Linked DNA regions of Homo sapiens: region 2 is linked to region 1. A link is a loop called in an ENCODE intact Hi-C map of the cell type or tissue named here. Cell type or tissue: PC-3. All regions are shown on one strand. Each heading gives the region's core, and the rest is flanking DNA. Links, peaks and the distances in the headings are about the cores only.

Region 1 (16,726 bases), core at 8,759-11,258:
CATCAGATTAAGGGCCCCCCAATCCGGTATGAATCATTTTAACTGATTACATCTGCAAAGGTCCTGTTTCCAAATGAGGTCACTTTCTGAGGTTCTATGTGGATGTGAACTTTTTGGGGGACACAATTCAATGAGTGCAAATACTATACAGCCATGAAAATGAATGAACTACGGCTGCATGCAACATGGCTGAAACACAGACAAAATATTCAGGAAAAAAAGTTACACACAAAAGAGTATGCACTGTGGTGTTACACTGTAAAACTCAAAGTTAGGAAAAGTTAAACCATAGTGCTTAGGAATGCATAGTTTGGTGATATATAGGATATATGTATCATATTATAATGAAAAACAAGTAAATGATTCCCATAAAAGTCAGGATATTGGTTACTTTTAGAAGGGAAAGGAGTATGAGAGGGGGTTCCTGGGATGCTGGAATGTTCTCTTTTTTGACATGGCTGGTGGTTGCAAGACTGTTTTTTGATATTCCATGAAGCAGTTTTATTTTCTGTATGCCTGCTGTTTTTCACAATAGAGCATGGGGGTGTCAGAACTGGAACCTGCTGTTCCAGGTTCTGGCACCAGCTGCTGGGTCTTGGGTAAGTTGCCTCCCTGGACCTCGGTTTTCTCATCTATAAAATGAGATGGTTGGAGATGATGCCCTCCAAGCTCATTAAAATATAACTCATTTAATTCTCCAGGCATTTCTCGAGGAGAGGAGACCCCCAACATTATGTTTACAAAAAAGGAAACTCTTGAGAGAGGCTCCATAGCATTAGAGTTAGACTTTGAAACCAGAACTTAGAGTTGAGTCTTAGCTCTGCCTTCTTTCTAGAAGGGGCCATGGACAGATTACTTTAACATTCTGGGCTGCAGTTTTCTTAGGCACAAAATGGGTGTAGTGAAAAGAACCTTCCTTACAGAATTGATGAGAAGATGAAAAGAAATGATGTACACAAAATGCCTGGCTCAGCACCTGGGATCTAGTAAGCCACTCACTGGTTACTGGCATCTTGCTAACCGACAAAAGCCAAACAAATCAGATGAATTCAACAAATTGTTCTTAAATACCTATTGTGGAGCCAAGGGTGTTCACAGAATATGATCTCCTTTTATCTTCACCTCAATGCTGTGATGTTGCTTATCCTTCTGAGTTTTTATAGATAACACATTGGGACTAAGAAAGAGGGAGGAAGTAATATGGTCAAAGCCGCTCCTTAGAAAGATTTCTCTGGCAGCTGTGGGGACAGAGTAGAGGGAAGACAGAATGATGGTGAGGAGACCTGTCAATGGCAACGGTTCAGACAAGTTGTGGGGAGGGCTCGAACAAGGGCAGAAGCCAGGCTGCAGGTGGCATGAGGCAGTGTCACATCAGTCTCACTCACTACTGTGGCCAAGTCTCCTTAAATGTTTGCTGAGTGAATGGATGACTGAATGGTGTCTCTGACAGAGACATATGGATGAAGGAGATAGAGGTAAAGTGCAGGGAGGACCCATTGATGACAAAGGGGTTTCCAGATCAGTCTGTCACGGGGAGCAATTCAAGAGAAGAGGTGGGGCCGGGCATGGTGGCTCATGCCTGTAATTTCAGCACTTTGGGAGGCTGAGGTGGGCGGATCACCTGAGGTTGGGAGTTCAAGACCAGCCTGACCAACATGGAGAAACCCCATCTCTACTAAAAAATACAAAAAATTAGCCAGGCGTAATCCCAGCTACTCCAGAGGCTGGGGCAGGAGAATTGCTTGAACCCGGGAGACAGAGGTTGTGGTGAGCCGAGATGGTGCCGTTGCACTCCAGCCTGGACAACAAGAGCGAAACTCTGTCTCAACTTGAGTTGTAGAGCCTGGACTAGAGCCAGCCTCATGTTCCCTTTACCACTTGCCCTTGGAGGGAGAGATGCACAGGTTAAGAGCATCTTATTCCGTCTTTTCTTTCTTTTCTGGGCCAGCACCCTTGAAGCAGCAGGAAGAGTGTCTAGAGCCAGGATGTGCACTTCCAGATGCCTGCCTTACCCTTCAGCTCCCAGCTCCGCCTTGGTGTGAAAGGAAAGGCCAGCTGGCACCATCAATAGCTAGCTTGTCAGCAGCAAAACAACCATCCCATTGATCAAGGAGGCTGATTTTCTGCCAAACACTGGGAAGGCTTCAGTGCACTTTCTGGTCAATCCCAACTGGATTCTGGGATAGCAGTTCCTGCTAGCTTCTTCCCTCCCTGTTTATTTGGTTCTATAAATGTGGAGGGCATCCATTTGAAATCTGGGTACCCAGATCTGGATGGGCTGTCAGGCTGGACTGAAGGAGTCCACTTCAAAGATCATCCTTCATGGCTGGAGGGAAACTGAATAAAAAAGTTGAGATCTGGCTGGGTGCAGTGGCTCACACCTGTAATCCCAGTACTTTGGGTGGCCAAGGCAGGGGGGATCACCTGAGGTCAGGAGTTCAAGACCAGCCTGGCCAACATGGTGAAACCTCATCTCTACTAAAAATACAAAAATTAGCTGGGCATGGTGGCGCATGCGGCTGTAATCCCAGCTACTCAGGAGACTGAGGCAGGAGAATCACTTGAACCTGGGAGGTGGAGGTTGCAGTGAGCCGAGATCAGCCGCTGTCTTCCAGCCTGGGTGACAGAGCGAGACTCCATGTCAAAAAAAAAAAAAAAAAAAAAGTTGAGGTCTAGTCTCTGATGGAGGCTTTGGGGCACAAGACAGGGCTCATGTGGTTGGCTGACCCTCCTTCTCAGCCCCCATACTTCCTAGGCATGTCGCTTCTGCTTGGATGTCCAGAAATTTGTAAAGCACTCTTTCAGGACTGTGTTCAGACACGCTAGGGAGGCCTGTGGGATGCTGCTTTCATGTGTGCTCTTGGGGTGCAGCGATGGGTTGGAGGGCGGTGCTGACACTTCCCCTGATGAAATGGCCCCCTTGCCTGGAGAGAGCTCCTTTCCTTAGCTCTGGCAGGGGTATGTTTTTCCATCCTCCTTGGTGTGAACTCCTGGAGTTAGTTTTGTGTCACTTTGGATCTTAGTGAAGCAATGTGCAAGGGGAAGATTAATGGAAAAACTCTCCTCCCAACTGCCTGGAAAATATTTTCCCCTTTTCAGCATGAAAACTAAGAGGAGTGTCAGCTGAATGGTCTGAAGAGAAGAGGAAGTTGCTGTTCCCTGTGTTAGCTCAGGCCCCTGCTCTGCCCTTTTTGCTGGGTCTCTCTCATGAGTAGGACTTTACTTTTTTTTCTCTAAGGATCTCTGTTGGACCTCAGAGGTATGAAATCTGTCAGCAACTGACTTCTGTTCAGCGCCCATCCTGTGCACGTCCTAGGCAGGCTGCTGTCTTGACATCTGATATGTGGGACAACCCTGCAAGGAAGATTAAAGTAACTCTACAGATAAGGAAACTGAGGCTCAGGGAATTAATTATCTTCCTGGAGGTCACATAGCAGCTAAATGATGAAGCTGAAATTCAGATCTATTCTCTGTGGGTTCTTCCTGTAATGCTGCATGATGTCAGTTCCTGGCATAGCGCCTGGCACACTGCAAAGCTCACATGTGTTGAGAGAATGAAAGAAGAAAGGAGCCAGTGAATGGAGGCCTCTTCAGGCTCCCATGAGCTGAGTTGACTTCATTTTAACATTTTTACTTCTTGTGAGGCCTTCTCCTCACAATGCCTTTATTTCCCAATCAGGAGAACTGATGGGAAAATGCTTGTTCCTGCCTGTGACTTTGGTTGGTGATCTAGGGAAGGTTGTGAGGCAACAAGGAGGGCTTATAAGATAGAATAGTGAAACCACTTAGCTGATAGTGTGACCTCATGAAGGATACCTAACATCTCTGAATCAACACAAAAGGCAAGAGCAGTCCCTTCACCTTGGTATTTTTGTAAAGATTAAATGAATGTGTGAATGGATGCATATAGTAAATAAATAATTAAATGCAAAGATTTGATACTAGAGGTATTTAGTAAAGCCTCTGGTACGTGGTGGTGCTTATTCATCATTTTGTTTTGGTTTATTTTAAAAACTTTAATTCAGGGAGTCTTGTGCCTGGGGGAGGGGAGGCATCTCGTGTATGGACATTTTGCTTGGCGGTGCATTTGTCCGGGAATTGGTCCACAGCATTTATTTGATTCTCAAAAAAGGGTTCATGACCCCCAAATGTTTAAGAACCACTGCAGTTGAATTTGATTTTTGACCCATGGTTAAAAGCCACTGAACTAAGAATATATTGTGTCTGCATGTTCTTGGAATTATGCTGGGGGCTATTCAAAGCAAAACAAAGAGAACATGAGGAATCTTTGCCTTTTCACAATTTAAATATGGTCAAACTTGTAAGTGGAGGCACTGACAGAGTTATGCTCATTGAAAGGAGATGATGCATTGACTGAATTAGGTACATATATAGATAAATATCAGAAATGATGTGTGAGGGGAGAATGCAGAAAAATAGTTAAATATTCACTAATAGTGTTAAAGCAATAGATATTAGTTTTTCTATTTTAACTTTTCTTCCAAGAGTATATCTAATAGCCAGCTATTATTGCACACTTACTAGCATCAGGTAGTGGGTTGTTTGTTCTAAATGTTTGATCCTGTTTAATTCTTATGACCACACTATGAAGTAGATACAAGCACAGCTATCCCTCCATATCCATGGGGAATTTGTTCCAGCACTCCCCATGGATACCAAAATGTATGAACACCCAAGTACCTTATGTAAAATAACACAGTATTTGCATACAACCTACATACATCCTCCTGTGTACTTTAAATCATCTCTAGATTACTTATAATACCTAAAACAATGCTTACATGAACTCAACATAGTATTCAACATGCAGCAAACTCAAGTTTTGCTCTTAGAACTTTGCAGAATTTTTTTTTCCCTAATATTTTCCATCTGTGGTTGATTGAATCCATGGATGTAAAACCCATGGATGCAGACGGCCAACTGTATTATCTCTATTTTATTTCTGAGGAAGCTGTGATTCAGAGAAGTTAGATGACTTGCCTAGGGTTACACAGCTAGTCAATGGAAATTCTCAAAATCATGAGTTGTCCTGGGACTTATCTTTGAAAATGTCTTTATTCCTTTGGCATCTTTCTCAACCCAGAGTAGTGAGTGTATCAGTTAAGATGCTTTTGGCTAAAAGTAACAGAAATCCTCAGCTCAAGCTGTATCTTAAAAACAGGGAATTTTATTTTGCCATATAACAGAGAACAGAGGTTCAGCGGACTTCAGGTAGGACATACGTAAGCTCTGCTCCATTTCTTTCTAGATTCTTTCCACCTCTTTGTGCTAGCATTGACCACAGAGGTGAGCAAGTTGTCTGAGGCACACTTAGCAATGTCTAGACGAAGAGTTGGGGATGGTCTCATCTTGTGTCTCCATAGGAAGAAGAAGATAGTTCCCAGATGACTCAGGAAAATTTTCCTCGTATTCTGTTGCCAGAACATGGACACATACCCATTCCTGAACCAATAACTGCCGAGGGGTATGTGCTGTGGTTTGAATGTGTTTCTCAAAAAGCGTATGTTGAAAACGTAATTCCCAGTGTGACAGTGTTGGGAGGTGGGGCCTGGTAAGAGATGATTAGGCCACGAGGGTGGAGTGAATGGATTAATGTAGTCATTACAGGAGTGGGTTTGTTATAGAAAGGGAAGTTCAGCCCCTTTTTACTCTCTCTCTCTCTCTCTTTGCTTTTATGCCATATGATGCTTTCTGCCATGTTATGACACAGCAAGAAGGCCCTTGTCAGAAGCCTTCCCCTTGATCTTGGACTTTCAAGTCTCCAGAACAGTGAGAAATAAATTTCTGTTCATTATAGCTATACCAGTCTATGGTATTCTCTTATAGCAGCACAAAACAGACTAAACAGGCTTGGGATTGCCATGACAGGTTTATTAACCGGGTAGGGGTTGAATGAATATTGGAGAGTCAACCCTACAAAGTAGGAGACCTTCAAAACAAGAAATTTGGGGGGTGCTGATCTAGTTCCTTGGCCTTTCCTAAATTGTGCCACAGTTTCTTCATTTGTATAACAACTATAATAGCATCTACCTCATGAGCTGTCCTAAGGATTAAATGAGATGATATTTGTCCAGGTGATATTTGTTTTTCTTTTTGGTAAGGTACCCAAATGTTACCACAAGGAAACTGGATAGTTTGTTAGGATGGTTGAAAGAAGTGCCCTGTCCTCTCTCTGTGCTAAGGTGTGCATGTGACTCAGGATAAGTCAGTTAGACTCTTTTTATGGAAATTTAAATGTTCGGTAGAGAGGAAAAAACATTTAAAATGGTTGGAGTTGATTCATCCTGTGGGGGGCAGGCTGAAGAGGCCAGAGGCCAGCACTCAATTTCTTCTCCGAGAGTCCCAGTACTACTGTGAGTCCTGTCCTCTCACCATTCTGTGGGCCTTAGCTTGGGTTCCCTAGAAACAGAGCCTGAGGGAAATTCTTGTCACATGATTTATTGATGCCCTTGAAAGAAATCATAAAAAAGTGAGGGAAACAGAATAGGATGGGGGAAAGAGCTGAATAAAGATGTTATCTTAGCTGGAGTCTGGCCTTAGCCTAAGAGTCTGTGAGTTATGAATTGCACACCAGAGTAAGTTCTGCCTTCAGGCAAAGTGGTTGGCTTTTTAAATCTCCCATATCAATCCAATGGGAAGTGGAGGGTAATCCCCCAGATGAGTGGACTCTTGTTGGCAGAGGGCAATTTGCTGGAGAAGGGGGCAGTTATGCACTGTTTGTAACCAATGCTCACAGCAGCTGGTGGGTGAGTGCACCAAAGGTAAGAAGGATCTTGGTGGAGCACCAATAGCAACTATTAAAATTCCCAGTGTCTCCTTTCCTGCCTACATTAGCCAGAATCTGTTTCTGTGGCTTGTGATCAAAGTGCCCTGACTAATGCATTCTGTAAAATGCTGGTAGTTATTATTATTATTGATACAATTGCATTATTATTATGAGCCACTACTCCCCAAATCTGCTGAGAGATTATGTAGCTTCTACAGAATGAGGGATGAAGAGCCTTCTATAAAGCTTGTGTAAAATATATAATTGGTTCAGCATCAGACTACTCTTTTTAAGGGAAAAATTACAGAGAAAGTATGAAGTGTTTGGAGTCGGTTTCTCAAAATTCCACTGATTTTTAATTAGAAAGAAAAATAGAACTGTGAAAGGAGACTGAGTAAGCTTTGACTCTGAAACAACCCCCCTCAAGTCCCCTCTCATACATAATTTAATTAAATGATAGAATTTATTCTTTTAAGTGGAGAGTTAGTATCTGTTTGAATTCTGATCAAACAGTGGTACCCTGGACCTCATGCCCAAGGAAGACAGAAATTGAAATATAAATTTTATTTTATTTGATGCCTGAGGTACATAATCTACTCTGCAAATACGTTATTTGAAATTTCCAAAGTTTCCCTTACCAGATATTGCTTTTTTCCCCTGTCTGTGTAAGTGCATTTCATTCAAAAACACCCTACATGCCAGGTTCTCTGCTAAGCAAATTTGAAGATGCATAGTTGAATCATGACTCACTGATTCAGCCTTTCATGAGCTTACAGGCTAGAAAAGGAAGTATAAACATAAATACATATCTCACAGAAGAATGCATTACATCTACTACTGAAGAGGGATACAGACAGAAAACCTACACAGGTTCAGAGGAGGTTTGGAAGACTTCCAGTGAGGTTCTTACGAAGACATCAAGTGGTATCTGCATGGTACTGTGCATGGACAAATGGCTGGAGTTTAGGCCTTCAGAGATGGGCCATTCACAGGGGCAAGAACAGCATCAACAAAGACATCAAGGCAGGAAATTGTGAATGTGTTTGGGAAGAATTAAGTGGCTTGGCTCAGCATGTACCCCTCTGAATATAAACATGACGCCCCGAGACACCTGTGAGAATGTCTTGCTCATCAATTGCAGGTCCAGCTGAGAGACACCCATGTCCACTGCCTGCTGTCTGTTATGATGGAGGATGAGCAAACATCAGGCAGGGAAGAACGCAGGAGTGTAATCTCTAGGGGCAGTGGGAGGGTGGAAGAGTCATCAGGGTTTTTTTCTGAGGAGGTCATGAATTGGGCCTATGATGCAGGAGCAAAGTCAGGGGTGCTTTTAACAGGAGATTTTAAGACCCAGGCAAAGCGGACAGAAAGATGCTGGGTATTGGAAACTAGTGAGCATGATCCGGCATCCTGATAAACTCTCCCAGGGCCCTTTATGGGAGCTCATACCCCCAGGTGTCAAGGTCTAGGATAGGCATGTAGCTACAGAACAGATTTTCATCCACTAAAGCTAAGAGAGCTCTGTGGTACTGAGACCCATCAAGTCAGCTCCTCCTGCAACCAACCCAGCTGACCAGCCCAGCCTTACCTAAAGATCTATGAAGTATCCCAGGGGCTTTTCTGTTGTCAGTTGCTTAAATGGCACACTTTACTATCTGAGCAGGCTATACAGCCTCTCTATATCTCAGTTTCTCACCTGTAACGCAGGATGAATAACAAGATCTACTTCATAGAATTGTGTGGGTGAGGCGAGTTAATACATAGACACAACTTAGCATCGTGTGTGTCGATCCTTCTATTTATGCATCAACTCCAAATTCCAGTGGGGCAGCTGCAAGCCAGATTGTCAAGAGCAGGGAGTCAGAGCGATGGGACACATCTCCCAGGAAAGGAGCATCCTGGTACCATTGGAGACACCCAGTACCACAGGCCAGCCTGCCACCTGGCGCTGGAGAACAGAGGGCCCCTCCCCAGCAGAGATCTCAGACCACACCACCATCATCACATGGAAACTCCCATCTTGAATCCAGGGATGGAATTAATACGTGCACAGGGAAGGAAAAAAATGTGAGTCTCTTGCCCCCCTTTTCAGTACCATCACATCCAGGGGGCTCTTCCCTGCAGCACCAGCTCCTTTTCAACCATGCGAGGAAATGGAATGGTTTTCTTGAAAGATTTTCTTGAAGAGGAAAATCTCTTTAGAAGAGAGATGATGAAACAATAGATGGGGAAGCATCTGAAGTGGAAAGGCTTTGGGTAGTAAAGGATCCAGGTTTCCAGATGGTATCCTTGGGGCTGCTGGGACCAACAGAGAGGATATGAATGTGCTGTCAAAGGAGGTTTTTCTGTTTGAGCAGCTACAAAGAGGAAGGCACTAGCATCACTAATGGGAAGTGAGAGGAAGCAAGGGGGGGCGCCCAGCGATGCTTTCAGATGACTGTCTTATTGACTACGGTTGACAGGATTGCTTGCGGCCCCGAGCCTTGAATCCCAGGATTTCAGAAATGCATGAGCTGGGCTGGACACTGACCTACTTCTTATGGTCCATTCTCCTCCTGAGATATTTGTCTGCTCTTGAGCTGGCATATTCCTTTCCAGAGCCCTCGAGGTAATAGTGCATAACGAAAAATGCTCACTAAATAAAAGACTCTCTGTTATTTGCTCTCTGTTATTATAAGGAATTGGTATTTAAATTTTACATCTCTTCTGGCCCACTCCATCTTCTCAAAGGAGAGGCATGTAACGAGGAAGGCCATACCTTCAGGTGTGGAAAGCCTGTCTTTGCGCCAGTTGTCCTGGCATAATTATTAACAGTGTCCACTCCCTTTTCTCTCCCACAGGCATCCTAGTTCAGTCCATAAATTAAAAGATCACCTGTCTTAGTTTGGGTTCCCTCAGCAGCCGACAGTGAGACAAAGATTAACCACAAGTGTGGTCATGAGCTGTGTAACTACCTTAGGTCAACAATGCAGCATGTATTGTAGTAGCTGCGGTAAGGTTGTAGCACAATACGTTATACATGTGTTTGTGGTGGTGCATATGTAAACAAACCTACTGAGCTGCCAGTCATACAAAAGGTTAGCGCATATAATTATGTATAAAACATAATACTGGATAATGATAATAAGTGACTATGTTACTGGCTTATGTATTTACTATGCTTTACTTTTTATTGTTATTTTAGAGTGTACACTTTCTACTTACTGAAAAAAAAATCTAACTGTAAAACATTCTCAGGCAGGTCCTTCAGGAGCTATTCTAGGAAAAGACATTGTTATCACCAGAGATGACACCTCCCTGCATGCTGTTGCCCCTAAAGATCTTCCAATGGGACAAGATGTGGAGGTGAAAGACAGTGACATTGATAATTCTGACCCTGTTGTAGGCCTAGGCTAATGTGTCTGTGTGTCTGAGTTTTTAACAAAAAAGCTTTAAAAATGAAAATAAAATAAAAATAGAAAAAGCTTGTAAATTAAGATATTAGTCAGTTTTCACAATCCTATAAAGAACTTCCCTGAGACTGGGTAATGTATAAAGGAAAGAGGTTTAATTGACTCACAGTTCTGCATGGCTGGGTAGGCGTCAGGAAACTTATAATCATGCCAGAAGAGAAAGCAGGCACCTTCTTCACAAGACAGCAGGAGAGAGAAGAACGAAGCAAAGGGGGGAAAACCCCCTTATAAAGCCATCAGATCTCATGAGAACTCACTATCACAAGAACAGCATGGGGGAAACCGCCCCCATGATCCAATCACCTCCCTCCCTCGACACATGGGGATTAGAGGTCCATCTCTGCACACGTGGGGATTACAATTTGAGATGAGATTTGGGTGGGAACAAGAGCCAAACCATACCAGATATAAAGAAATAAAACATTTTTGTGCAACTGTACAAGACGTTTGTTTTAAGCTAGTTATTATAAGAATCAGAGTTAAGAAAAGTAAAAAGTTTATAAAATAAAAAAGTTATAATCAGCTAAGGTTAATTTATTATTAGAGGACAAAAAATATTTTAAAATAAATTTAGTGTAGCCTGAGAGTATAGTGTTTATAAAGCCTGCAGTGGTGTACAGTAATGGCCTAGGCCTTTACATTCACTCACTTGCTGACTCACCCAGAATCACTTCCAGTCCTGGGAGCTCCATTCATCATGAGTACTTTATACAGGTGTAGGATTTTTAATTTTTTATACTATATTTTTACTGTACCTTTTCTATGCTTAGATATGTTTAGATATACAAATACTTACCACTGTGTTACAATTGTCTACAGTATTCAGTACAGTAACATGCTGTACAGGGTTGTAGCCTAGGAGCAATAGGCTATACCATATAACCTAGGTATGTAGCAGGCTACACCACCTAGGTTTGTGTAAGTGTACTTCTTGATGTTTGCACAATGACAAAATTGCCTGATTACACATTTCTCAGACCATATCCCCATGATTAATGTATCTCATGGCTGTAGTTTATTTGGGAAGTGCAGTGAATATACTACTTGGAGACTAGAGAAATAAGACAAGGAAAGAAACACAGCTAATAAAGAGTATGCTATTAAACCAGCTACCCCGGTGCAGAATGGAAGCTTAATCTGGGGGAAAATTCTGGGAAATGATATGAAATGCATGCCTAGAATTGTCTTACTCCAGGGACAGGGCAAAGGAGTTGGGGTATTTCTCCACCAACTCTTGAGTCAAAGAGCTGCTCCTGAGAGCTGTTAGTTCCCTACCACTTCTGGCCTGCCTCATGAGCAGAATGGTCTTTTGTGGTTCTGAGAAAAAAACTCTCTCAAACACAGAGAGGCAGATTCCACACTGGAAAATCAGCAGGGGCCCATTGGAAAGTCTGAGGAATATGGATGGGCACTGACACCATCTGCCACATCAGCATGTCTTTAACTATCCTTCTGTCTATCACTTGGCTGGCATTCTGCCATCTCCAAGTTCACCAATAAAGTCTTGCTCTGTAAGTGCAATAAACTCTCTTCAACTTTCTCAATGGCTTTCTTGGTTCTTTTCACCACTACTCAAGCTTTCCCTCTTCAAACTCTACATACCTGACTTTTGTGACCCTGTTTTTTCCCTAATTCCTTGATGCTCCTATTGTCTTTGACTAATTGTGAGCATTTATCAAAGGCTTTTTCTCTTTTTCCCTTGGTAATTTTCTGTATCCATGACATCAACAGTAACCTGCATGTAGATGGTTCCCAAGTTAATATTTCTCAAATCCATGAACTTATTTAATCTATATAAAAGCTCTTTCACACCAAAGTCTTTTTAACTCTGAGTCTAGTGCTCTTTTCACTACAGTTTTATCAGCTGTGATTTCTCTCTGGAGACCTATCTTCCACATCTTGGTTGCCTGCTCAGTGTCTCTATTGGTTTGTTCTGCTGTGGTGTTAAATTCAGTGTGCTCAAAACTTGCTATTTCAGTTTGAGGATTTAGGTATACCAGTCCTCAGATCTAAAAACACTGGTTTCAAATTTACAAGAAAAAAAAAACCCATTAAAAAGTGGGCAAAGGACATGAACAGACACTTCAAAAGAAGACATACATGTGGCCAAAAATCTTATGAAAAAAAGATCAACATCACTGATCACTAGAGACATGCAAATCAAAACCTCAGGGAGGCATCATCTCACACCAGTCAGAATGATGTTATTAAAATATGCTGGTGAGGTTGAAGAGAAAAAGGAATGCTTATACACTGTTGGTGGGAGTGTAAGTTAGTTCAACTATTGTGGAAGAGAGTGTGGTGACTCCTTAAAGACCTAAAATCAGAAATATCATTTGACCCAGCAATCCCATTACTGGGTATACCCAAAGGAATATAAATTGTTCAATTATAAAGACACATGCTCACATATGTTCACTGCAGCACTATTCACAATAGCAAAGACATGGAATCAACCCAAATGTCCATCAATGATAGACTGGATAAAGGAAGTTGATGCATATACACAATGGAATGCTATGCAACCATAAAAAGAATGAGATCATATCCTTTGCAGAAGCATGGATGGAGCTGGAGGCCATTATCCTTAGCAAACTAACACAGGAACAGACAACCAAATACCACATATTCTTACTTACAAGTGGGAGCTAAATGATAAGAACACATGGACACATAGAGGGGAACAACACACACTGGGGCCTATCAGAGGGTGGAAGGTGGGAGGATGGAGAAGATCAGGAAAAATAACTAACGGGGACTAGGATTAATATCTGGGTGATAAAATAATCTTAAAACAAACCCCCAAGATGCAAGTTTACCTATATAACAAACCTGCACATGTACCCTTGAACTTAAAAAAAAATGAGAACATAGTTTTTAAAAATTGTCCCTTAAAGAAGCTTTTGCCTCATGCCTTCCTGTTTTGATTCATTTAGTAGCTTCTGCCTGAGCAGCTTCCCCTCTCCTCTTCACCTATTCCCATAGTCAAGACTATGTTTGCAAGTGGCATGAGCCTTACTTGACCACCATTAGGGAAAAGAAGAAAATAATTGGCTCAGTGGAGTAACTTGTAGGGAAAGCAGAGGTTCACTGAGCTTGTGAGAAAACTGGAACCAAGTTCTCCAATGTCATCAGCACTGTCTTGCTCTATTTCTAATCTCAGCTGCCTTTTCTCAGCCCAATCTCCTCTTAAAGCAGGATTCATGACCGGCAGTAGCTTTTCCTCACATCTCATGCAAGCAGGACCTCTTCCTCTCTGTTAGTTCCAAGTTGGGTGTGTGTCTTGTTTTTAAGAATTCTAATTGTCTAGAATTGGATTCTATGTCTACTCTAGTAGCTAAAGTGCAGAACGCTAACATTGGCAGCCTCACCCAGAATAATCCCCAATAGTTGGAATGGGAAGGGGCAATTTCCAAAAGAAAGGGGGATACATTTCCAAAAGGGTAAGGGAGAAGTGCTGAGCTGATATGGCAATTTGTGTTACGTAATTTTACCTTTTTCGGAAATCCCAATTCCTCCATGAAGCCTTTTCTGGTATCCTAGCCCTATGTATTCTTTCCCTTGTTAGAATACCATCGCATTTCTTGACTGTGATACTTATTTGTCATTTAGTCTTATCCTGTCTTACCCCATCTCTTCTGTTATTAAAAGGCGTTGCTAGTTTATGATTTATTTCTTTATTTTTAATGATTCACCTATTTAGATTATTTTCTCATTAGCTTGGCTATTGTCAGGCTGTAGGATTGTGTCTTAGTTTACTTTTTATCCTGTAAGTGACCCAAGCATGAGACTTTTCCCAGACTGGGCTTGAAAACAGTTCGTCTGTTTGATTTGGTTCCTACTGGGCTGTCATCCATGTTGAACACATATCAACCTGGGAGGTCTGGTAGAGAAAAAGTCCTGTGCTGAGACTCAGGAGACCTGGTTTCTGATTCTCACATGAGCCGTGAGACGTAGGCCAAATCACAACTCTCTCTGTTTTATCGATTTTTCCATCTGTGAAATGATGACAAAAAAATATGCCCCAACTCTTAGGATTCTTGTCAGAACACACTGGGAGCAATAAAAAGAAAAGTGCTATATACATGCAAGGTATGTTTATTCATATTGATAATTGATAGAGAAAACTCAGATGTTCCCAGTAAGGTATCATTTTCAAGTACAACTCTTGCTACCACGTTTGCATTTACACAATTGTTTCCCTCCCTAGATAAAACCACCTATCTGCTGGAAACATGAACCAGTGGTTAAGCCAACCATTAAATTAACTTATAAAAGCTTTGTGGAACTTTAAAGAAAATATAATAGTAAATTGGTTTCCAAAACTTTCTAATAGGAAAACTCATTTCTTTGGTCCCACGTGGCATCAAAGTGCCAAATAGGCAAAAAAGCCAAACTGTTAGAGTGGCTTTTTTTTTTTTTTTTTGGTTGGTTGTTTAATTTTGGTAATGAAGTGTTGATGTAATGTTCTTTTTAAACATCAACCTTTTCTTTCTCCTACTGCTAAAGAGTCCAGATTCTAATTCTCTTCTTTTAGTCAAGCTGCAGAAAACCAATTCAAATTTACTCACTACTTTGTGTGTACCGGATGCATGTAAGGGACTGGTCAATAGGGTTTATAGTGGCAATAAGGGTCAGCTGGGTCAAAAGGATCTTAAGGAGCATCCAGTCAAATAGGGAAGACAAATGGTAAACAACCCATTCTAATTATATCTACAATTATGCATATAACAATTCTCTAAAGCAGTATATGAGTCAGGGTGGGTTAGCCGATGTAACAAACAGCCCCAATTTTTAGTGTCTTAACATAGTAAAAGGTTATTTCTTACTCATACAAAGTCTAATATACTTGTTCCTGGTTGGATGGCTTTCTTCCAAGTGGGGACACAAGGGTCCAGGCATATTCTGTCCTGTGATGTCGCTGTCTTCAACTTATGGCCTGTAAAGTCACCATGAAAGGGGATAATAGCCTGGGCAAAGCACACAGGATACTTAGCCGTCTTAATCTGATAGTGACACACATGACCTCTGCTCATATTCCATGGCCACATATGTCCACCTAGTCACATGGAGCAACTGAGATCCTGGGCAGCTGCTTCTCAGCCACAGTAGTACTATTCAAAAGGGACACATCTCTTAGGTGGATGACTAGCTGCCTCTGCCACAAGTAGTCCTGAGAGGTGAAGCCAGCTGGACTTCCTGGGTCGAGCAGGGACTTGGAGAACTTTTCTGTCTGGCTAGAGGATTGAAAATGCACCAATTAGCGCTCTGTGCCTAGCTAAAGGATTGTAAATACACCAATCAGCACTCTGTAAAAACACACCAATCGGTACTCTGTGTCTAGCTAAAGGATTGTAAATGCACCAATCAGCACTCTGTAAAAATGCAACAATCAGCACTCTGTGTCTAGCTAAAGGATTGTAAATGCACCAATCAGCACTCTGTAAAATGGACCAATCAGCACTCTGTAAAATGGACCAATCAGCAGGACATGGGTGGGGCCAATTAAGGGAATAAAAGCTGGCCACCCCAGCCAGCAGCGGCAACCTGCTCGGGTCTCTTTCCATGCTGTGGAAACTTTGTTCTTTCGCTCTTCATGATAAATCTTGTTGCTGCTCACTCTTTGGGTCTGCGCTACCTTTATGAGCTGTAACACTCACTGTGAGGGTCTGCGGCTTCATTCCTGAAGTCAGCGAGACCACGAGCCCACCTGGAGGAACAAATAACTCCAGACATGCCACCTTTAAGAGCTGTAACACTCACTGCGAAAGTCTGCGGCTTCACTCCTGAAGTCAGCGAGACCACGAACCCACCGGAAAGAAGAAACTCCAGACATATCTGAACATCTGAAGAAACAAATTCCAGACATACCATCTTTAAGAGCTGTAACACTCACTGCGAAGGTCCACTGCTTCATTCTTGAAGTCAGCGAGACCAAGAACCCACCAGAAGGAATAAATTCCGGACACAGTACTATTTTTACAAGTGGCAAAATTGAGGGGTTAAGTAACTTACCCAAGGTCATACAGCTGGTGTGTTGAAAAACCAGATTTGAACCCAGTCTGTTTGCCCTAAAGCTCATGTTCTCCTCACTCCATCACACTAACTTCCTTACCATGGCCGTGTGACAGGCTCCAGGCCATGACTGGGCTCTGTCTGCATGATCTGCCCCTTGAACCCATTTTTCCTGGTTTGTGCCAGTCTGGAAAGCTGGTCCTGCTGCTGCCTTAACTTCTGGTCTGATATTCTTCACAGCCCTTGGCTGTGACTTGGGGTCTTGCTAGTTTTCCTCAACTCTCTCCTCCAGATGCACTCTTAGCACTGGACAAAGTTTCCATCATTGTGACACAGAAAATCAAGAAATAGGATTAGAGCTTGTACAACTGCTGTTTGAAGAAGGTAGCGGCAATTTGCCTATATAACTTGAGGCACTTTCAGCAATAAAAACTAGTTGTATCATGTTATGGTTCCATTTCTTCCAGGCTAG
Region 2 (16,726 bases), core at 6,382-8,881, 53 kb after region 1:
GTCACATTTTATACAAATTTATTTATTTGGAGACAGGGTCTCGCTCTGTCACCCAGGCTAGAATGCAGTGCTGTGATCACGGCTCATTGCAGCTTTGACCTCCCAGGCTCGACGGATCCTCCTGCCTCAGCCTCTCGATTTGCTGGGACCACAGGTGTGCACCACCACACCTGGCTAATTTTTTAAAATTTTAGTAAAGATGATGTCTCAGTATGTTGCCCAGGCTAATCTCAAACTTCTGGGCTCAAGAGATCTTCCTACCTTGGCCTCCCAAAGGGCTGGGATTACAGGCGTGAGCCACCGTGCCCAGCCTCTATGCAAGTTTATAATCTATGTGAGCTATGTATGTGTGTGTATGTATATATATATATATATATGTGTGTGTGTGCGTGTGTATTTGTATGCATATATACACATATGTACATACAAAGATCATATAGATTGTGATCTTACATCCTAAAACAACTCATTCTGACAGATTTTATATATATATAAAAAATATATATAAAATATATATATAATATATATAAAATATATATATAATATATATAAAATATATATATAATATATATAAAATATATATATAATATATATAAAATATATATATAATATATATAAAATATATATATAATATATATAATATATATATAAAATATATATATAATATATATATAAAATATATATATAATATATATAATATATATATAAAATATATATAAAATATATATAATATACATATAAAATATATATAATATATATAAAAATATATATAATATATATAAAATATATATAAAATATATATAATATATATAAAATATATATAATATATATATATATATAAAATATATATAATATATATAAAATATATAATATATATAATATATATAAAATATATAATATATATAATATATATAAAATATATAATATATATAATATATATATAAAATATATATAATATATATAATATATATATAAAATATATATAATATATGTAAAATAAATATATAAAAAAAAATATAATATATATATATATACATATATATATATATTTTTTGAGATGGAGTCTCCCTCCGTTGCCCAGGCTGGAGTACAGTGGCACGATCTCGGCTCACTGCAACCTCTGCCTCTCAGGTTCTGATTGTCCTGCCTCAGTCTCTGGAGTAGCTGGGATTACAGGTACACACCACCATGCCTGGCTAATTTTTGTATTTTCAGTGGAGGCGGGGGTTTTACCATGTTGGCCAGGCTAGTCTCGAACTCCTGACCTCAGGTGATCCACCCACCTTGGCCTCCCAAAGTGCTGGGATTACAGGCGTGAGCCACTGCACCTGGCCAGATTATATATTTTTTATTTTACAAAAGAGACACGAGTTTCAGAAGTGATAAGTGACTCTCCTGAGGCCACCCCACTAACTGGTGCCAGAGCTGGGATTCAGACTCCATCCAGCTGGCCCAGAGCTGAGCTTCTCGCCCTGCACTGCCCCACCCCCGCCATCCCCACCTCTGATCACCTCCCGTCAGCACTGACACAAGAAGGCAGAGCGCGGCTCGCCTGACCTCAGCTGGGAATGTGGGCATTCAGTGACTCTAAGGTCTTGGTTCCCTGCATATGTCCACGAATGACCACAAAAGTGCTACAAATACTGATTTGGGGGTTACAAATAAATGTTAGGGAGTAGGTGAATTTGCAAATACAGAACCTGTGAATAATTAAGATCAGCTGTACATTTTTCCTATTCTCCATGAGAACTAGCCTCCCCTTCTTCCCATCCTTGCCCTTTTCTCCCACAATTTTTGTTATCAGGGCTCTGAATTTTTCCAGAGTCGCTGATTAAAAAGCCTCTCCACGGGTGGATCACGAGGTCAGGAGATGGAGACCATCCTGGCTAACATGGTGAAACCCCGTCTCTACTAAAAATACAAAAACATTAGCCGGGCTCGGTGGCGGGTGCCTGTAGTCCCAGCTGCTCGGGACGCTGAGGCAGCAGAATGGCGTGAACCTGGGAGGCGGAGCTTGCAGTGAGCCGAGATTGCGCCACTGCACTCCAGCCTGGGCGACAGAGCCAGACTCCGTCAAAAAAAAAAAAAAAAAAAAAAAAAGCCTCTCCAAAAACGTCATCAAAATATACATCTATGCAGGCTAATGACAGCCCTAAAGAGCCAGATGGACATGCGTGTGTGGACATATGGAGACACATTTGATCTTCGTGGGCCCAGCCAGCACCATTCCTCATGGCTTTGTGAGGACCTGGAAGACAAGGCAGATCATGGGAATGTCTCTGGCCAACACTTTATAGGGTTTCAGAATAAATAGGAAAAAGGGAGTACTAATTTATGGCAAGGGAATTAGGCTGCATGGAAGATGAATCAACGTGATCTGCTCAAAATGGACAGGATATTCTGCTAGGGCAGGATAATTTTTGTGGAATTTGGGGAAATAAAAAAGTGTGCAAGTACCTTTATCTTGAAAAATTGTATCGTAATTCTTATACCATTATCTCGTATCCTGCTCCTTCAATCCCAATCTCTTTTCACAATAGAATATTATTTTTTCCGATTTTATGGGGATTAAAATGTCTTTTTGCCATGTCTTTTTTGACCTAGACTCAGACCATCATTTCTCCAATATTATTGGTTATACATATTGGGCCTATTCAGTGTGGGAGGGGACCACACCGAGCGTGAAAACCAAGATGAGAGAATCACGGGGGGTCATCTTGGAGGCTTGACTGCCATGTTGAGTTACTCCCTTGCTCAAGAACTGTCACTGGTTCCTTATTGCCTGGCTCTAAGGTACAAATTCAGAACTCAACTGATCCTCTTTCATTAACTCCACTTTCTAAGCCCCATTTCTCTGTCTTATAAGGTTTGCAGGCTGCTGATCCCCACACACAATATGTCCCTCCCCACCTTTGACTATGCCACTGCCCCCAGCTTAAAGCATTCTTCCTGCTCATTTCACCATGTCAAGATCATCTTTCTCTGGATAGCATTCTGGACAGGAATAGGAACATCTGGAAGTCTTCCAAGGGATAATAATCTAATGAAAGAGGAAGCCAGGCTCCCAGGTGTCTTCCAGTGATGATTTTCAGAGGTCTAAGAAAAGGGATAATCCAGAGAGCCACTGTAGGGGACAGAGGAAGGAGACTTCTGTCACTCAGATTTGTCCTCAGCTAAGTCCTTTAGGGGTTTATATTGGAGTCCTGGAGGAGAATGAGAAGCTGGGAGCAAGGAAGCATTCCAAAAGCTGCTCTCCCACTTATTCTGTGAGCCATAAAGCTAAAAGCCATATGAGGTTGGCCCTCATGTGACAAAGTATGATGAAAACAGAGAGAGAGAGAGAGAATGATAGAGATTCTCAGGGTATCAGAGGCACCAGCAAGGAGATCCTAGCCCAGTGCAGACCCCTGGAAACACCCTCACAGACATCATGGACATTACCAACATGAGTTGCAGCAGGATTGGGGAACATGGTGGCTGCCACAGATGGCCAAGAGAACTTTTCTAACAGCACATCTGAGCCACTCACTGTGTGCTCCCAGAAGTGATTGCCTTGCAGGAGGCTGGGGGTCCTGCAACAGCAAGCCTGGGTGAGAGCTAAATAAATGTGGGGCTTTGTTACGTATGCGACTCCACTGTACTCCCCAGAGCAGCCCATGTCATTTCTCCTGTGGGGCTGAGAGTGAGTGCAATTCATCCCCTTGGTGGAGCTTCCAAAGGCTTCAGAAAAACAGGTGAATTGTGAGTGGCCCATTTAATTTCAGTAAACAGAGAAACTCATCCCCTGCAACCTCCCCAAACAAAACCCCTCAGAGTGGATCCCTGTGTTGATGACTAGGAGGAAGAAATGTTTGCATGGTAAAAGGAATTCTTTCTCAAGGGCGGGGATAAAAAGGGGAGGAAAAACTAACTATACCTTTACCTCTATAAGCAACGGTGGAAAATAGAAGGTGTGGCATTTCTTTGTATCACTGAAGACAAAATCAACATCTTAATTTATCATCACTCTCATAGCCGTTGACAAGGCTATGATAACATTGAGTCCTTGGCCTCTAAGAGATTTTAATCTGGTAGGGGAATTCTTAAAACAGCATTAGCTGAGTGAGAGCCAAAGTGGGGTCAGGAGAGAGGATGGGGAAGGAAGTGCTGAGAGGCCTCAGACAACAAAGATGTCAGAGTTCCCAAGAGGGGCCATCTCTGAGGGCCGGATTCAGGGGACCTTGGGGGAAGGGTTACAGGAGCTACATCTCAGGGGCTAGGTTTGGCAAGTGGGGTTTAATGCAAGGGAGAGGAAACCAGGGAAAGGCATTCTGGACCTCATAGGTAAAGTTATAAAAGTTTCCCTAGAATCTCTGCTGGTGTCTGGGACATGTTCAGCCAAGGCCTTTCTTTTGCTGTGATGGTGCAAATACCAGGTCCAGCCCAGAGTGAAAACAGCTGTGTGTCTCTCATGTGCCCCCTACCTCGTGTGTTTCCATTAACTCATCTGCACATTGTTCAATGACAATTATGCTTTCTGGCTACTCACCTATTTAAACCCTCAGACTGTAATGGCAAATACAATAAATCTCCACAGTGGCAACTAAATATTGTCTGCAGAAATTGTGGCAGTTTGAGTCATGATGCTGAGGATGTGAGGTTTGCTTGGGTAGATCTCCTAGTGCAGGCCAGGAATGGGTCAGAAACCTTCCCTAGAAAGAACATGTTCTTCAGATGTTACAGGGCAAGTGTGGTGACCAGGAGAAACTCCAGACATGTTGAGTGGCAAATGGGACAGGTAGACAGCACTAGGTGGAGTCTTGGGAGGACAGCAAGGACCAGGCATGAGGAAACGGTGTCATCTTTACCAGTTCCTGATTTTCCAGTGGCATTTGCAGGCTTAGAGGTGGAGTCACTGCTCTTGGTTAACCAGCCCCAGGGTCCTGTATTATGCCTGTATTTTCCCTACACATTAAAAAAAAAGTACCTGTATTAATTCTCCTCATAGTAAGGGGAAAAATAGCCAGGTTTTTGAAAGACTTAGGAGGAGCGGTAGAAAACTGCCTTCCAGTGGCAGTCAAAGAAAGAATGGTTGATCTTCAGTCTGGACTCGTTGCTCTGAGGACAAAGATGGCTTTAGTTTTCTCTTCATAAGATCAAGGGCTAGCAGCCAAACCAACCAGCCAACCCACCAAATACTCTATTTAGTATCCAAACTCTGGCTGCAAATTCATAATTAACCAAGCCAAGGGAAAGGCAGAGGGGAATGAATGTTTGTCCAGGCTCAGCAGGCAATAGGAAAGTAATGCTGTGTGCTCTGGGAGAGCTGCAGGCCTTGCTACTGAGGACACGTGACTCTAAGGTCTGCTTTATTACCCCAACCTTTCAGTTGTTAAACATCTTGTGAATTATAAAAGAATGATCCTTATCACATCCCACAAGCCTTCCTGGTTTGGCTATGGTTCCTTATTCCTGCCTGGGGTCTTTACCATTGTCCCTCTACTTGGAATGCTTTTCCCCTGTTCTTCACTTACATAGCATCTACTTAGCCTTTGGGTCTCAGGCAAATGTTACTCCCTCAGTGAGTCCTATTGGACTGATCAACTGGGACTGTGTTTGATTGCAAGTGAGAGAAAACTCAACTTCTGAAGCTTAAAAAAGTGGGGTTTATTTTCCTAACTTAAGAGGTAGGCAGAGGTACAGAGTGCAAGCTGAGCCACAGCTTGACGATGTTGTCAAGAACCAGGCTTTTCCTGTCTTTCCATCCCTCTGTCCTTACAGTACTTGGCATGCTGCCTCGTGGTTGCAAGACAGCTGCCATGCCTCCAGGCATCACCTCTACACTTCAGTCTGGAAGAAGAGGAAAGGACAAAGAAGAAAGGATAAAGAACAAGGGCTGTTACAACTAGGTCTATTTTTTTTTATCAGAAAACCAAAATATTTTAGGAAGGTCTAATTAACAGACTTTGGCTTTCATTTTATTGGCCAGAAATAGATTACATGGCCTCTCCACAACCAATCACTGGTCAAGGGAAATAAGAATTCAAAGACTGCTTAGAACAACTTCAAGTCATCCCTTGAGCTGGGTAAAGGCCTGTACTCTCCAAGACAAAAGGATCCCTAGGTACTTGAAATAATCAGGGTTGTGTTAGCAACAAATGTTGTCTGTTATGTCCTCCCTAGCTATCCAATGAAATGAGCCCCTTATACTCTCAATGCCCTTGCTGCAATTTGCCATTATATGTTCATTTATGTGTTTACTTGTATAACACCTAAATGCCGCACTAGACTTAAAGCTGCAGGAGGGAAGATACTATAAATGCTTTGTTCCCTATTCAACACCTAGCATAGCACTGAGCATATGGTAAGCTCTACAGGCATCTTTATTGAACCAATGAAAGAAACAGGCTAGGTGTGGTGGCTCACACCTGTAATCCCAGCACTTTGGGAGGCCAAGGTAGGAGGATCGCTTGAGGCCAGGAGTTAGAGACCTCAGCTTGGGCAACATAGTGAGATCCCATCTCTACAAAAAATACAAAAACTGGTTGGGCATGTTGGTATGCACCTGTAGTCCTAGCTACTCAAGATACTGAGGCAGAAGGATGGCTTGAACCCAGGAGTTGAGGCTGCAGTGAGCCGTGATTACACCACTGCACTCCAGCCTGGGCAACAGAGTGAGACCCTGTCTCAAAAAAAAAAAAAAAAAATCCTTGCTAAAGAGGTCATGCAATATGCACAGAAATAGCTGAAATAGCTCCTGTAACAGGGACCTGCTTCTCTACTTTTGCAGCACTTGATGTTTCTGGTTAGAGAATTCTTCCTAATGTTGATCTGACTCTCTGTGATTTCCACCCTTATCATGGGCTGAATTGTGTCCCCACAAAATTCATGTTTTGAATTCCTAACTCCCAGCGCTTTAGCTTCAGAAGATGACTGTATTTGGAGATGGGGGTCTTTAAAGGGGTAATTAAGGTTAAATGAGGTCACTGGGGTGGGCCCCACTCCAATTTGACTGATGTCAAAGAAGAGATGAAGGCAGAGACAGGCCTAGAGGGAAGAACACATGAAGACACATGCGGAAGACAGCCATGGCAAACCAGGGAGAGAAGCCTCAGAAGAAACCAGCTCTGCCGAGACCTTCATCTAAGATGTCTAGCTTCCAGAAAAGCAAGAAAATAAATGTCTGTTGTTGAAGTCACCCAGTCTGGAATACTTTGTTGTGGCAGCCCTTGAAGACAAGTACAGCCCCTCTCCGTTGCAGACCATCACAATCTTCAAGACACCCATCATATCAGCTCTGCAAAGTCTGTTTTTGTAAATACATTTTGTAGCAGGGCACCAAGTCAGCTCCCCTCTAACTCCAAAACTTGTGTCCTTTTTCTTTATCAAAGCAGCCAAGTGGAAGATAGGCAGGGGATATAATTTGCTTGTGTGCTAGTTTCTTTCCCTGAGGCAATAGTGACACTTTGCATTCTTGATCTTTCCTTGGATTGGTGATAGTAGAACAGTTCTCACTTGGGTTTTCTTCCAGAGCATTCGTGGGTTAACATCCTTTCTCCAATTCTTATAAGCAAATAATAGCCAAATGTGATTCATTCTTGCCCGAAAATGTTGATCCTTAGAATGGATTTATGTAAGTGTCTCTGAATACAACAAATTTTCCTTTGTTAGTGATTTGTGGTAGCTAATGTCGTAATAGTGATCTCACTTCAGCAAGATATTGGCTCTCCCCTCATGAGTGGTATGTTAGTCAGCAACCACTACAATATGCTGCATGACAAACTACTTAAATCTTGTTTTAATGCCTGTGGGTTGACCAAGGCAGCTCTGCTTCAAGCTGAGGCTCAAGTTCATATTTTCTCTGCATCTCTCATTCTTGACCCAAGATTTGGGGCAGTGGTGACCTGGAGCATAATTGTCTAATGATGGAGGTTAGAGTCTCTTGGAGGGGGAGGCAGAAATATGATGGCCCTGAAAATGTAGGCCTGGAGTGAGCATATTTTCACTTCCACTCACATTTCATTGGCTAAGCAGTCACAAGAACAAGCCCAACATGAATGTGTCTGGGGATATCCCTCCTCCAGGGAGGGGATAAAAGGAGTGAATATTTGTTTAACAGTAATCTAGTCTACCGCAGGTGGTCAGGAGAGTCCTGGGGTAGAGGCCATCAGCCTGGGAAAGCCCTGGAAGCTAGGCTTCCATCAAGTAGTGGGGAGACCCCAGGGAAACTGGGAGTGGATAGATCTAAAGAATGAGGCAATTCTTGACCTTGGGAGGGTACAGAGTTAGAGCCCGAGTATTCAGAACTGTGGTGAACTCCAAAAGGCCAATGGTGTATCCAAGAGCAGGACTGTGGTCTGGGGAGTCTGCAGCATTTTGGAAGGTACCTGCTGGTGTGAGGGTGTATATACCTGTTGGAAGATCCCAGGTCAGGAGGTTAGAAAAAATACTCTCGAGGTGCTTCCCTACTTCTCTCTCCATGTAGTCCTCTTCATATTTACCCTCCTCTCTGGGGCCCACTTTTTCTCCCTCTTGCTCAACCCTGCTTTCAGACCATATCCCTTCTTCACTCTTCCATGCCCCTTCCCACAAAAATGTCCACAAGGCCTTCCATACTGACACCCGTGCATCCTTTGGAGAAACGGATCAACTTGCAATTTGCATGAATGAAACTACATGGGTGGCTCATTTGTAACTCTATCCTGACTTGGAAGCTGAGGATGCAGAGACCCTCAGAGTAACTAGCTTGCTGAGGCTCTCTGAGGTCCTCATATCAGTTAGAGCAAGGCTGGGACCACCACTGTGCTTTGGGGGTTTATCATTTCTACTACTGATGACCTACTGTTTTAAAGTTCACTGACTTGTATTATTTCTAATTTAATTTCAACAACTATATATTATTTCTCATGAGTATGCGGGTCAGCTTGGGGTCAGGGACTCTAGGTTGGGCTCAGCTGTGTGGCTCTGCTAGTCTCTGCTGGGCTCACTCATGCACAACCAGCTGGGGCTAGACAGATCTAAGATGGATCTGGAAAGTGGCCCTGCTCCACACATCTCTCTTTCCCTTCCTGTACTGATGGGCTAGCCCAAGTGTGCCTTTCTCAAGGCAATCACAGAAGTGCAAGAGAACAAACAGAAGTGCTTTCAAGGCCTCTTGAAGCCTAGACTCAGAATTGTCATACTATCTGTCATTCAGAGGTTCCCCAAGACCACCTGTAAGTTCACTGATTCACTGGAAGGACTCACAGAATGCAGCAAAGCTGTTATACTCATGGTTACAGTTTACTATAGGAAAATGATACATATTAAATCAGCCATGGAGAAAAGGTGCATAGGAGACAGCAGGTGCAAACTTCCAGCTGTCCTCTCCCAGTGGAGTTGCACAGACAGGGCTTAATTCTCCCAGCCAGGATGTATGGCAACATACATGGAACATGGCCACCCAGGGAAGCTCACTCCAACCTTAGTGTCCAGGGTTCTTATTGGGGTCTGGTCACATAGGCATGGCTGACTGCCCATGTGGTGGGCCTTAGTTTCCAACTTCTCCAGAGGTCACCTGAATACTATGTGGCTCACAGCCCCCGCCATAAATCTCATTTAGTGTAGACTATGTGACATGACCCACGGGCTCCAGGTAAACAATGACATTCTTATCAGGCTGCCACAGGCCAAAACTTGCTTTGGAATGGGCAGGTTTGGACCACCCAGGTGTGCTGAGTTAATCCTTCATTGCACAGCATCCTTCTGCCTCCTTCTATTGGCTAAAGCACCGCTGACACAGCTGAATCCAGGCAGATTGGGAGGTCACTACAGTCGCATAACAAAGGGCATGGATTCAGAGAGAGGTGATGATCTGGGGCCATTAATGCAATTCACCATGAAGGCCCCACCTGGGCTGAGGCGTGGGCTGGCACATGGGCAGCCACGGGTGGTCATCCTCGTCTTATCGCTGCTGGGACATAATGCATACTCACATCTCTGTCCTGTGCTGTTCTCCACCTTCTCACAACCTCTCCTCTATCCAGAAAGTTCCAACTCAAATTTCAAGACTTTCCTCCTCCATGAAGCCCTCCCTGGCCACCCCAGCAGACAGGGGCCTCCGCGTGAACAGACGATGATGAAACTAGTGATCACAGTTTTACCTTGTCTAATGCTTTGAGATGGGGAGACAGCTCCTTTGTCACGCTTTCTGATTCTTTGTCTGTCCCCTTCTCCTGATCATCCTCAAACTCAATTTCACCCAGGATAATGACTTACTCAGTTCCAGGTTTGCTTCGGAGACTCCCAGGCCCAGCCGTCTGGTTGTATTCCTGACTGAGGCCTGTTCTCTGCCAGGAGTGGAAAATGCAGATCCATTCTTCTGACTGCGGTTTCCAGTCCTCAGCTGGCACATTCCCCGCTTGATTCTTCTCCTCCCTCATGCGGAGGCTATTTCCACTGCAGCGCTAAAGTAGTTCGGACCCCTTACAATCCAAGCTCCATTTCCCAGGCCTGCAAAATGCTTTGTGAGCAAAGATATTGCCTTCTCCTTGATGCCCAGGGTGTGCAGGTGGGGGAACAATTCACATGGCCTGAATCACAGCAACTCCTGGGCCTGTCTCAAAGCAAAACCAAGACACCTGATTGTTTTATCTGACCTTGAAGATGTCCACTGCCTCTTCCTAAATGCCACCTCCTCCATGAAACCTACCTTAATCCCTTAGTGGGAAGGATTTCTCCTCATTCTGAAAAATTACATCTCACAACACATTCTTCATAAGTGCCCCATCTCCCACACCATGTTGTAGGTAATCTAAGGCCAGGGGCCATATCTGTTCCCTCCATGACACCCAAGGCTTAGGGCACTGTTCAGTGATAGCTGGTAAATGGTCTCAGACAGCCTCAGTCTCTAAAAGTCAAACTGGAAAGAGAAAGAAGAGGTCAGATGATCTCTATGTCCAACCCATCCCTGCAGGTCCAGAGCCGAGGAACAGGTGAGGCCACTCGATGGGGATACTGAGGCTGAGAAGGGGCCTCACAGTGCCAGGTGAGTGGCCAGTCAGGCAATAGGGAACTCGACTCCCTCACAGTGGGGATTTGTTTTAGTCACCTTTATATCTTAGGACTTAGTAAAACGCCACCCACCAAGAAATATCAAGACTAAACAAAGCCATGAGTGAGGAGCAGGCAGCAAGTTGGAAGCCAGAGGAGCAGGTAAAATCAGGCACTAACATTATAGATGGGACCAAAGCAAGTGGTTTCTTTAAATTTTTTTTTTTATTTTTCATTATTATGGGTGCGTAATAGTGTATATATTTATAGGGTCCATGTGATGTTTTGAAACAGACATGCAATGTGTAATGTAATCACATCAGAGTAATTGTGGGTATTAATAAAAAGATCTTGAAAGGCTGAAGTTGGGGGTGGGATAGTGGTCCCAGAGTGAATCTGGTAGGCTTCATTTTTTTCCTGCTCCCTCCAGGGTCGGGGCTGTGGCCCTTAAGCAGCAGCTCACCCACCATCACCCCCAGGCTGTACCTATGTCAGAGACTTCGATAGCGTTTAGGAAGGACGCTCTGGCTTGCCCCCATCGATACTCAGGCATCAACTCATCCATGGTGGCACCATGTTTACAGGGCCACCAGTGGCCGGGGGTGTCTTGGGAAGACCAGACCAGTGGAAGCCCCAGTTAAAGGTAAGAGAAGCTCCCGGGTGCTCTAGAGAAGTGCTTCTCAAACCTGAATGCGAGCACGAGCCACTTGTGGATTTTGCTAAAATGCTGATTCTGGTTTGGTAGGTCTGGAGTAGGGCCTGAGATTCTACCTTCCTCACAAGGCACCCGGGTGTTGCTGACGCTGCTGGCTCGAGGACTTTATCTGAGTAGTGAGGGGCCAGACTAGCAATGGATCTTAATGCTGGCTGCAAATAATCACCTGGTGGAGCTTTAAAAAATACCAATATCTGTTGCCAATGGTGGGATGGCCTGCCATCGTGTGGGTGGTTCTCCAAGTGTGGTCCCTGGACCCACTGCATCAGCATCACCTGCAAACTTCTGAGAAATGCAAATCTCAGGTCTCACTCCACACCTCCCAAATCAGAAACTGTGGAGTAGGGCCCAGCAACTTGGGTTGTAACCAGCCCTCCAAGTGCATGCTGTAGTTTGTGAACCTCTGCATTTTTTTTGCATCCTAATCTTATGCAATGGGAAGTATACAACATCACACAAAATCATTTATGTGAGGTTCTTACTGGACATATTTGACTGAATCTAGTCATGAGGAAATTATGACTTTCTCAGGCTTAATAATGCTTTGTGGTTCTGCAGGAGAATGTCCATATTCTTACGGGAGGTGTGCTGCAACATTTAGGGGTGAAATGTCTATTTTCTTCAGCGACTTGAATGGTTAAAGGGAAATGTGTGTGTGCATGCATGTGTGTGTGTGTAATAAGGGAGATGGAGTAAAATTTCACTTTGTTGATTCAAATGTGTACCCAGTATTCAGGGCCTTGATTCTATGGTAGCTTGTCTTAAACTGTGGTCATAAAACCACCTGCATCAGAACCTCTAGGCTGCTGGTTTAAAATGTAAATCCTGAACCTCATTTATACATAGGAATCGGGGTCTCTGGGGTAGGGCCTCAGGTAGGCACCATAGAGGGTTCAGAGCTAATATTTGAGAGTCATTGTTTGACACTCTTTGTCAGAGAGTATTAGGTCACCAATCCAGACTGCTACAGGGTCCAGGAGGTAAACTGAACAAGTGAAGCAGCAGCTGGTGTAAGGCAGTCGACGCTGGTGGGGACTGCAGCAAATGACAGAATGTATGCCCAGTTTAAAGCTCCAACTTCCAGCTGACTGGGATACAATGTCTTGCTAGTGCTGCTCAGTGTTGCTAGATCTTTCTCTCTTTTTTCTCAAGAGACATCAGAAATCTGGAGTTTTTAATGTGAAACCCCTCAATTTTAAAATGTTGGTGACTTACTTAAAAAGTATTGAAACACCACTGAAGTGAAACAAAACATCTCTGGAAATAGTATTCAGCCTACTGACCACTCGTTTGCAATCTCTGGCATGGACTTAGCTAAGCAACCAGAGTACTATGAGGGCCATGGTTCAAGGGTTCCCTAGCTCATCAGAGAAGAATTCCACAGCTTGTACTCTGATCATGTTGCCATGTCCCTGAACAATGACTTCCTCTGCAGGAATCTTCCCAAAGTTCCCCTACTGTTCATTAATGGTGTGATCTGTCCACAGTTTCCCTTCTAGGCTGTTAGTTGGTGGAGACAGGACTGTTTAGTGGCTGAAGCTGGGTGGCACAACATACCGAGTGTTCCTTGGCCTGCAGCCCAGAGGCCCCTGGTGCTCGATTTTCCTGGACCACAGTGCGTCTTGCTCACTGAAACCCTTACAGAACCAACAGCTGGAAAGTTGTTTGCTGAGCCCAACCTGGGATTGGGAGAGCAAGAGAACTTGTGTGGACAGCCCTTTCATTCTAAAGGGTTTTTCTTCCCATGTTGGGCACTTCCTGCAGCTCCCAATCCAATAACCATGTCAACTGTCCACAGATCCCAGGATACCGAGTCTCTGGTCCCATCAGTTCCACTAATCTATTGTATGAACTTGAACCAGTCACACCCTCTCTGCACTATCAGCTCCTCTCCTGTGGAAGGAGGCTATTGTCAGTGATTTTTCAGCAGCAGAGCTCTTTTTAAAAAATTCTACTGAAGTTTTCCAGCAAAACCCCAAAATAAAATCAATGCAATAAAGGCTTTCCTCAGGAAGTTTAATTCTTCCAAGGTTGAATGGTACATGTCAATGTTTGCCAAACCCCTCATGCATCTATAAGGTCCTAAGGAACAGAGTTTGAAAATTATGGGGCTTGCTCAAAGTCTTTTTTTAAAATTTGGAAATGCCATATCTAAGATGTTTTCGAGCAATTTCCTCTAGGTCTCCCATTAGTTCACACATTAACTGCAACTGCAAGGAAGTCCACCTCTCTGAGGCATTTATTGAAGCCTCCTGCTTACACAGAACAGTACTAGATGCTGTAAAGGGAAATAGCCATGGCCTCCAATTTAGGGTTATGGTTGACCTGGGGTGTCAAAGAGGAAAGGAACCTTGGACATATTCTAATCCTATATTTATAACCTATTCTAACCCATGGCCTCTTTCTGACAAATATAAAAATCTCACAGGCTCAGAGCTTTTGATGTAATCCCCACCAGTGGTTTGAGAAAGCTTTTGTCCAGCTTTGCCTTCTGTAAATTATATTATGAAAACAATAGGTATTTTTTTTATGTTCCAAACAAAAATTATGTAACAGTGTATTATTGGCTTGGCTTGGTGGCTCACGGCCTGTAATCCCAGCACTCTGGGAGGCCGAGGCGGGTTGATCAGGAAGTCAAGAAATCAAGACCATCCTAGCCAACATGGTGAAACCCCATCTCTACTAAAAATACAAATAATTAGCTGGACGTGGTGGCGCACACCTGTAGTCCCAGCTACTCAGGAGGCTGAGGCAGGAGGATGGCTTGAACCTGGGAGGTGGAGCTTGCAGTGAGCCGAGATTGCACCATTGCACTCCAGCCTGGGGAAAGAGCAAGACTCTGTCTCAAAAAAAAAAAAAAAAAAAAAAGAGTGTATTATTGACCTTGCATTTTCCAAAATATATACATGCCAACCCAAAGAACGTGATACACTTCCTTCATCCCCTGCTTTCCACCTTTACCCCACCCTCATCTATTGACAATAACTGACTCCGTTCATTCTTTTTCATTTATATTGCACCTTGGTTTCCTCAACTATAAAATGTGAGGACATAATATGGAGAGTTGGAGCAGGGGATTGGTGAGGATACAGGTGAAACAAGGTTGGCCTTGAGTAGATAACTGTTGAAACTGGGTGATGGGCACATAGGGATTCATTAACTCTTCTTTCCATTTTTATGTTATGAAATTTTCTATAATAAAAAGGTTAACATGAAGGTAATTTCTATAATAAAAACATTAAAATAAAGATAATGTTACTGATTTGCAGGTTGATATTGAGTATTTTACCCAGTTGCAAGCCAAGAAGCACTATGAACAGCATCTTCATTTGCTGCAGCCACATCTGACCTTGGTTCCCATACCAAGTTGCCACTTCCTGACTGTAACCATTTGCGGCTATACCAGAATCTCACAATGTGCCCCGTGAAAAAAGACAAGGAAATGCAGCAGTCCAAGCCCCTAACTGGAGGAGGCTCCTGACTCTGGGGACTTACTCCTTCACTCATCTCCTGCCAGCAGCAGATGGAGCCGGTCTGGGCTATGGAAAGGCCCTGAGCGCAAAGGGTTAACACGCTGCCCCTGGAATGACTGGGCTTTCCCTCGATTGGTGCTGCCTTTCAGGCCCAGGCCTGCCTGATGATTCTTGGTGTAGGTTAAAGGACCATGAATTTGTGGCTCCTGAGTGCGTGGTAATGAGCTCAGGCACCAAAAATTGAGAACTGGTTATACTTGGCTTCTCCATCCAGGTTGAAATAGCTCACCTGTATTCTGAGTGGTGAAGAAAGGGCTTTGAGAACACTGGATGCCTGAGGATGGGCAGTATAGCCTCCAAAAAAAAAAAGAATCAGAAGCTGGTACTAACTAAAGAATCTGTGAGACCGGGCACGGTGGCTCACGCCTGTAATCCCAGCTACTTGTTAGACTAAAGCAGGAGAACTGCTTGAACCCGGGAGGCAGAGGTTGCAGTGAGCCAAGATCGCACCATTGCACTCTAGCCTGGGCGACAGAGCAAGACTCTGTCAAAAACAAAAAAAAAAATCTGTGAGGCTCAAACATGGGGGTGAGGGGTGAGAATAGGGCACCAAAAGGACTGACATCTAAATAATCTGTCAGTGACAAAATGGCTTCCAACTAATTAAACATAGAAAAACCTCTTTTAGGGAAGATAATCCTATTGGATCTGCTTGCAAGATTTTTCCAGCCAGCTTCTGCCTCTTGGAGCTTCAATTAAAAGCTGTTTAGCAGATGGCAAATTCTGAGTTACAAAGTTAGACTCTTTGGCAACGATATGTGCTTTTGCTTTCCCAGGGGATCCTGGCCACATATGGCCCTGGAAGAGGCGCGAGAGCTCTTTCTTGGCACACAGTAGAGAGCTCCTCTCCCAGCTTAACACACAGATGACAGGCATTTCAACATAACCATCAAGGGTGGTGAGCAAGAGGGGAGTTTTCAGTTAATTCAGAAATATGGGGGCCCTGGAAATCATAATATATCAGGGCTGGAAGGGAACTCAAACAGCGTCTACTACAACCCCTTCTTCATACAGAACGAGGGCACTGAGCCTTGGAAGAGGTTATGCAATTTATCTAAAGTTGCCCAGCAAGGGAGAAGCAGAGTCGGGATCAGGCTTGTGCTTATTTACCATAGAAGCACTTCTCTATTCACTTGGAGGACTGTGTTCATTGCCTGACCCTTTCCTTATAATCACGAGGCTCCTGAAGAGATATTTTACCAATGACCTGACAAATTTGCCAGAAGGCCTTGAAAGGGTCATTCATCCTCATGTCCACCTCCTGCTTTATTGCAGGACAAAACCAGGACCCTCTGAAATGGAACTTCATCACTCTTCTCTTCAAAGCTTTCTACTACAGTTGAAGTCACAGTTTCTCTTGGGTGCTGTCAAAGAGAAACAGAACCGGACACTAAATTAAAGATTGGGGGACAGGTTTTATTCAGTAAAATTACAGTAGAGGAGGGAACTCAGTATAACCTGAGCTCAA

Evidence for each region. Hi-C counts contacts between places; a loop is a spot of excess contacts. Peaks named below come from ENCODE experiments on the same cell type or tissue, not always from the same donor. Only the 100,000 strongest peaks of a DNase experiment are listed, where the experiment ranks them.
Region 2: it touches region 1 in a loop (2.1-fold over the local background); 11 of 110 quality-filtered maps call a loop at or near these places.

What each region holds. Positions count from the first base shown.
Region 1 is chr3:16,061,727-16,078,452 of GRCh38, forward strand. No RefSeq gene overlaps it. Among named protein-coding and RNA genes, the nearest start is that of GALNT15, 100 kb to the right of the region's middle. In PC-3, for the core only: no CTCF peak of the experiment used is centred there; DNase peaks (open chromatin) are centred at 9,745, 10,905 and 11,205; H3K27ac peaks cover 1,896 bases.
Region 2 is chr3:16,117,091-16,133,816 of GRCh38, forward strand. It overlaps LOC124906217 (a long non-coding RNA gene), which reads right to left and starts at 13,367. Exons shown (of 3, transcript XR_007095836.1): 1 at 13,283-13,367; 2 at 10,670-10,879; 3 at 9,877-10,573. LOC124906216 (a long non-coding RNA gene) reads right to left here. Exons shown (of 3, transcript XR_007095835.1): 3 at 16,545-16,622. In PC-3, for the core only: no CTCF peak of the experiment used is centred there; a DNase peak (open chromatin) is centred at 7,701; H3K27ac peaks cover 1,988 bases.